Linked DNA regions of Homo sapiens: region 1 is linked to region 2. A link is a contact called in ENCODE Hi-C or POLR2A ChIA-PET data. All regions are on one chromosome and are shown on one strand. The core of a region is the stretch at or near the end of the contact, and the rest is flanking DNA. Distances in the headings are between cores, read along the strand shown.

What was found. Hi-C counts contacts between places; a loop is a spot of excess contacts on that map. ChIA-PET counts read pairs that join two places held with the same protein, here RNA polymerase II (POLR2A).
Region 1: a loop to region 2 is called in a map of naive thymus-derived CD4-positive, alpha-beta T cell, with 2.6 times the contacts of the local background. The contact joins two enhancer-like sites. A Hi-C loop is called at or near these places in 1 of 168 maps with a recorded cell type or tissue (naive thymus-derived CD4-positive, alpha-beta T cell). POLR2A ChIA-PET finds 5 or more read pairs at or near these places in 1 of 52 experiments (activated B cell).

The regions. Positions count from the first base shown.
Region 1 is chr6:90,216,630-90,219,561 of GRCh38, reverse strand. All of the region lies in intron 3 of BACH2 (BACH transcriptional regulator 2), which reads left to right. Among named protein-coding and RNA genes, the nearest start is that of BACH2, 79 kb to the left of the region's middle. RefSeq lists an enhancer at 1,195-1,853. Within about 2 kb of position 1,346, at least 38 of the 41 ENCODE cell types and tissues checked have a DNase peak (open chromatin) inside an H3K27ac peak, as active enhancers do.
Region 2 is chr6:89,374,199-89,376,898 of GRCh38, reverse strand. The region is part of intron 5 of RRAGD (Ras related GTP binding D); the gene reads left to right. Among named protein-coding and RNA genes, the nearest start is that of UBE2J1, 23 kb to the right of the region's middle. RefSeq lists enhancers at 801-1,301, 1,302-1,802. Within about 2 kb of position 1,323, at least 12 of the 41 ENCODE cell types and tissues checked have a DNase peak (open chromatin) inside an H3K27ac peak, as active enhancers do.

The sequences.
Region 1 (2,932 bases), core at 97-2,596, 840 kb before region 2:
GCCATGTCAGGTAAAGTTTTCTTTGTACGTGATGAATGGCAGAGAATTCTTTAGCAGAAGGAACCAAAGGAGCTGGGAGGAGGAAAGGGGAAGAGAAGAGCGGAAAAGAGAGAGAAAAAGAAACACACAGCTCCAGAGGGACATAGCCTGTGCTTTGCAGTTGCTTGTGTGGATAGAAACCAGATGGTAAGCTGGAACACCCGCTTGGCTATCTGAGGAGCCAAACATATGGTTAATGGTCGGGAGAAATAGCTTTCAGAGCCAGGGCTTTGCTGACTGCCTCATATTACAGATTGTTACAGTGTGTCATTACATTGCCAACCTAAGTGCTTAATACCCACTGCAGGCGCTGGGCATACACTTACAAGAAAGACTTTTAGCTCTTTGCTGGCTCTAAACAGAGAAGTGACATCATAGGGAGGCTGAAAATGTCTGGTGTTGGAGGTGGGGAGAAGGATAATTTTGTAGTGGAAACAACAATTTTTTTTCTTTTTTTTACAAGCCTTCACTCCACTGAAGTCTACTGTTTTCTGAGAACCTTTTAATACTAGACTGGTTCTCTCACTCTCTCAATCTCTCTTGCGTGCACTCTCACTCTCTGTGTCACACACACACACACACACACACACACACACACACACGGAAAGGAAACCGAAATTCACAGCCCAGGCCATGTCCCCCAACTCCAGTGGATTTGACAGGCCTCGTTCACCTGGAAGCCACATCACTGACTCAGAGGCCCTGCATTTGAAGTTTCTGTTTGGGGAGCTTTGGGCAACAGCAGGCCTGTGTTATCTAAGGAACTGCTGAGCCCATTCATCTGCTTTTCACGGCCCGTTTCCTTTTATTTTTAGCCAAATCCGTCAGGCCTGACAGGCGGGTAATTCGAGCCAGAGAAAGGGCAGAGCTCCAGGTCCTTTCCACAAAGCAATTCTTCTCCTCCCTCCTGGGAGGGCTCCAGACTTGGCCTGCTTCAGGCAGATGGATTTGTTGAGTCATGTGAGATCATTTACACAAAAACACAGTGAGGCAGTGGAAATTAAAAAAAAAAAAAAGAAAGAAAAGAAAAAGAGGAGGGTGGGGGAAGAGGAAAGAGGGGAAGCCAGGGGAATGTGCGCTGCCCTGCTGCTGAGGAGCATAGGAATTTTGCAGTGAGGCAGCTAGACTGAGGAATGCCTAGAGTCATTTGTGTATAAGGTAATGTCTAGTTTACAGAGTGGGGCGGGCCAGGCGAGGACGGCGCCTCCAGCAGCTTGCCTCTGTTTAAAAGAAGAAGGTGTTGGGAAACTTTAAAAAAATTTTTAGAGCAACACCCACCAAACAAAGACCACACTGTTGACAGCGTTGGGTTCCAGTAGCGGTAAACTACCAAGGGGCTGGTTTACAGAAAATGAGTTTGCTCTGTGATGTCATACAAGTTTGCTTTGTCCTGACGCCAACATGACACTGAGGCAGCAGAGGAGGGAGAACAGGAAAATTGGAACCGTACTCTTAGTTAATGGTTTCCAGAGATTATTTAGCAGGACTTGAACAGAGGGAGGAAAATATTGTGAAGGATTGCTGCGAGGTGTACCATAATTGCGGTAGGTAAAACAAAGTCATTACTATGGTTTTCTTGCTCAAGAAGGATTGAGCAATGACTTCAAAATGCCAAGTAAGGTATTATTTTTCCCTACCACAGTATTTATTTTCCTTTAGCTTCTGGGGCATTAAAAAAAAAGACCAACTCTCACATCATGGCAAACAGTATTAATGTTAGTGAATCAATTTTGTTTACTGTTTATACCACAAGCCTTTAAAACATTCCATTAAAAAATTGTCTCCCGCTCATTCATGAAATTCTTTTTTTCCTTCAAATTTGCTTACATGCATTAGCTTTGTTTGGATAGGGACTTTTTCCCTTTTTGGCTGGAGTAAAAGAATGCATAAAAGAATAGTGAGTAGATTATCTAAATGTACATTCTTACAACAAATGTAATGAAAATATGCCGCGTGGATGAGAGGGAATATTTGAAAACAGAAAGAAAAACAGAAATGGGGAGCATTTCAAAATAGTCACCCTGATTATCTTTGTTATGATGCATTTCTTCAATTCTGCATTTATTTAGAACCCTATTGTGCAGCTATTTCTTTTAGCCACCCTAGATAGAATGTAGGTCAACATCAACATTGTTCCTCATATTTTGTTGGTATTTTAAAAGTTGAAACATTTTGCAGTTTTTTCCAGAGCTAGATATTCTTAGGTTATTTAGACGGTTTTAGTGACCATAGAACTTCACGTATAAACTCCTTCTGTTAATAGCTACCACTGAATTTTGATAGTAGACACTCAGATCACACCTTGACCTGGAGTAAACAAGGCACTGATGATATTGATGATAACATAGTCCAACACTGAAGCTGTTCCACTTCTTCCAGGCAACTCTGATGGTCTTACTCTGTGTAAGTTACAGCTTTTACTTCGCTCAAGGAGAGAACTGGTAAATTTTTATGGTTGTTAATTGTTTACATTTTGGGGACCCCAAGTTGCATGGTGCCACATTATTATAATGTGATTATGAGTTGGCATGATTTTAAGTCTACCCATATCCTTGAATGTTCCCTCCCCGTCAGGATTTCCCAATCTCAGCACTATTGACATTTTGGACCAGTAATACTTTATTATGGGGTGTGTCCTGTACGTGGTAGGATCTTCAGTAGCATCATTGGTCTCACCCACTAGATGCCAGTAGCACCCTCCCCCGGGTCATGACAACCAAAAATGTCTACAGCATTGCCAGATGTCCCCTGGGAGACAAAACCACTCTGGTTCAGAACTTCTGCTCCACATTTCTTACTCTGGTTTAGAAGCTCACGCTTTACGTCATGAGCTGGCTGCTCAGTTACTTCTAAGATTGAATTAAAGGATATGAAATAATGTTTTAAGTTGGAA
Region 2 (2,700 bases), core at 74-2,573:
TCAAATCTGTGTTGTTTAAGGTCAACTGTAGTGTATTCACTTTACAGATGAAAAAACTGAGGTTCAGAGTGGTTACATTTCTTACTCTTGCTCACACTATCAGTAAGGATTGGAACTGGAGTTTCAACTCAGATCTGATTCCTGATCCTCTGCTGAAAAAAATCTGTTAACATACCGTTCTTAGAAAACAGAGCTTCCTATACACTTAATATAAAATAAACAAGGAGTGGGGGAAACTGATTATGTTACCCGATGTAGAAACAATTCTACATAATTATAAATGTGCTGAACAGGTGGTGTACAGACTGACTAGGTGTGAACTAGTTGTTCATCTTATTAAGATGTTAAGGTGTTGCTATCTGTATTGTATCTGACATCCTCATCTAATCGATGAGGTAAAGCTTTTGCTCATCTTCCTCTTTACTCACTGCCTGTGACCTGCCTTACACAGCTTGACGCTCTGCCTTTCAGCTTTTGTGAGAGTCTAGTCTCCATTTTTCTCTTCCATTGCTTAAAAATCCTTTGCCCACTCAGCTCGGATTCTCTCTGTTAACTGTTAGACACACACACACACACACACACACACACACACACACACCACACACACATGGAAAGTGATACTTACAAGATTGTATTGAGGATGAAATATCATTAGGCTCATAACGTGCCTTTACCTGGTAGACTCTGGATAAATGTAGCTGCCATAATTTATTATTACTGTTATAATTAAACGCTGACATCTGGCTTTAGAAATAAACCTTATTGCCCAAGATTACTGCCCTGAAGCATTCTATTATTTTTAAACCGTTTAAATGGATGACCTTGAAATAGTCATGGAAGATGAACGCACCCTGATTACAGTGCAGATTGCCATGGTAATCAAGTACAATGAACAACACAATTAATCTGGCACATGCTTAACAATGTGCATGATCATTATTGTGCCATATGGTCATTAGCTGTAAGTGGTAAGTTGTTCATGTAAATGATGTTAATCAGAGTTACTTTTACCCAGCTAAAACAAACATGGGGAGGGAGGGGTTAGGAGGAGGTGGCCTGGCTTTGCCGTCAGATTGGTTTTTCTGTGGTGGAGTACAGTGTTCTGAGAACCCACAGGATTCAGTAAGAACCAGTCTGGGTCACAGATGGTTTGTGGGCTCTGGGGTTTCCTCAGATTGTTTGCTGGAGCAGCAACAAGCCAGTCCTGTTAACCAGCAGGAGGCAGGGTTGTGTGCAGAGCCTGGGGCCCTCTTAGGCAATGAGGAAGCAGGTGCCCTTGTAACTGGAGGCCTTGCTGCCCCTCCCCACCTGCCCAGTGGAGACCAGCAGGCCCTAGAATCAGGTGACCTGGTGCCTCAGGAATCTCTCAGCTGAGGCTGTGCCCCAGCTGGCAGCTCTGTGCTCACTCATGCACACACATGCACACGCACATATATGCACACACACATGCACACACTTTAAAATATGTTCTATCTTCATGTGTTTTCATTGCTTATAGATGAAAAACTTGAGTAGTAAAACAGTTTTTGCAGTTGCAAACCTCATCAATTTCTACTTGTAATTTTTGGTGGAGTCTGTTTTTCTAATTTGTTTAATGTTTACCTTTTTCTGATTGTGAAAGTAATACATGCTTATTGCAGAAAATACATAAAAGTCTAAAGAATAAAATTAAAGTAGCCCATAATCTCACCACCTAGAGACAGTCAGTGTTTACATTTTATATAGTTTGTTCTTATTTCCATGTGTAATTTTTAGGATAATGAGATCACATTTGTATGTGAAATTTTTCATCCTGCTTTTTTCATTTAACATTACCACCTGATAATTTTCCTGTATTATTAAATGCTGTTAATAAACAGTGTTTAATATCTATATAGTATTATATTTACTTGGAAATTTTAAATGCTATTTTCTTCATTGGGTAAAACATGTTAAATGTTTCAGTTTCTTGTTCTCAGAACATTACTTATAAGCAAGAGAGATTGAGCCTTAAAATATAGTAGTTAAAACAGTGCAATGGAAGTTAATGAATTCTGTTAAAGCATCTTTAACATTTGATGTCCAGCACTTAAAAGGTTTTTCTTTAATGTTTTGGTAGGTTATAGTGAGTTGAATCCTTTAAAAAAAACAAAAAATACGAACTTCCACAATTTACTTTTTTTTTTTTTGAGATGGAGTTTCGCTCTTGTTGCCCAGGCTGGAGTGCAATGGCATGATCTCGGCTCACTGCAACCCCCGCCTCCCGGGTTCAAGTGATTCTCCTCCCTCAGCCTCCCGAGTAGCTGGGATTACAGGCATGCACTACCACGCCTAGCTAATTTTGTATTTTTAGTAGAGACGGAGTTTCTCCATGTTGGTCAGGCTGTTCTCGAACTCCCAACCTCAGGCGATCCACCTCGGCCTCCCAAAGTGCTGGGATTATAGGCCTGAGCCACCGTGCCCACCCTCACAATTTACTTTTAAGTGGCCATGTATATGGCAGCTTAAAATACTCTCAAAACTAAAAACCTACATTTCCTAAAAATACTCTTGTGCAATTCAGGCTTTTCATTAAATCTGGCTTGATACTGTACCCCCTTGTGTATTTACAGGATTAAAGCATTAACTTTGAAATTAGCCATATCTAGGTTTGAGGTCCTGACTTTACCCCTATCGTCAGCTTTGACCAAGTTATCTTATTTTCCCCTAGCCTCAGTTTCC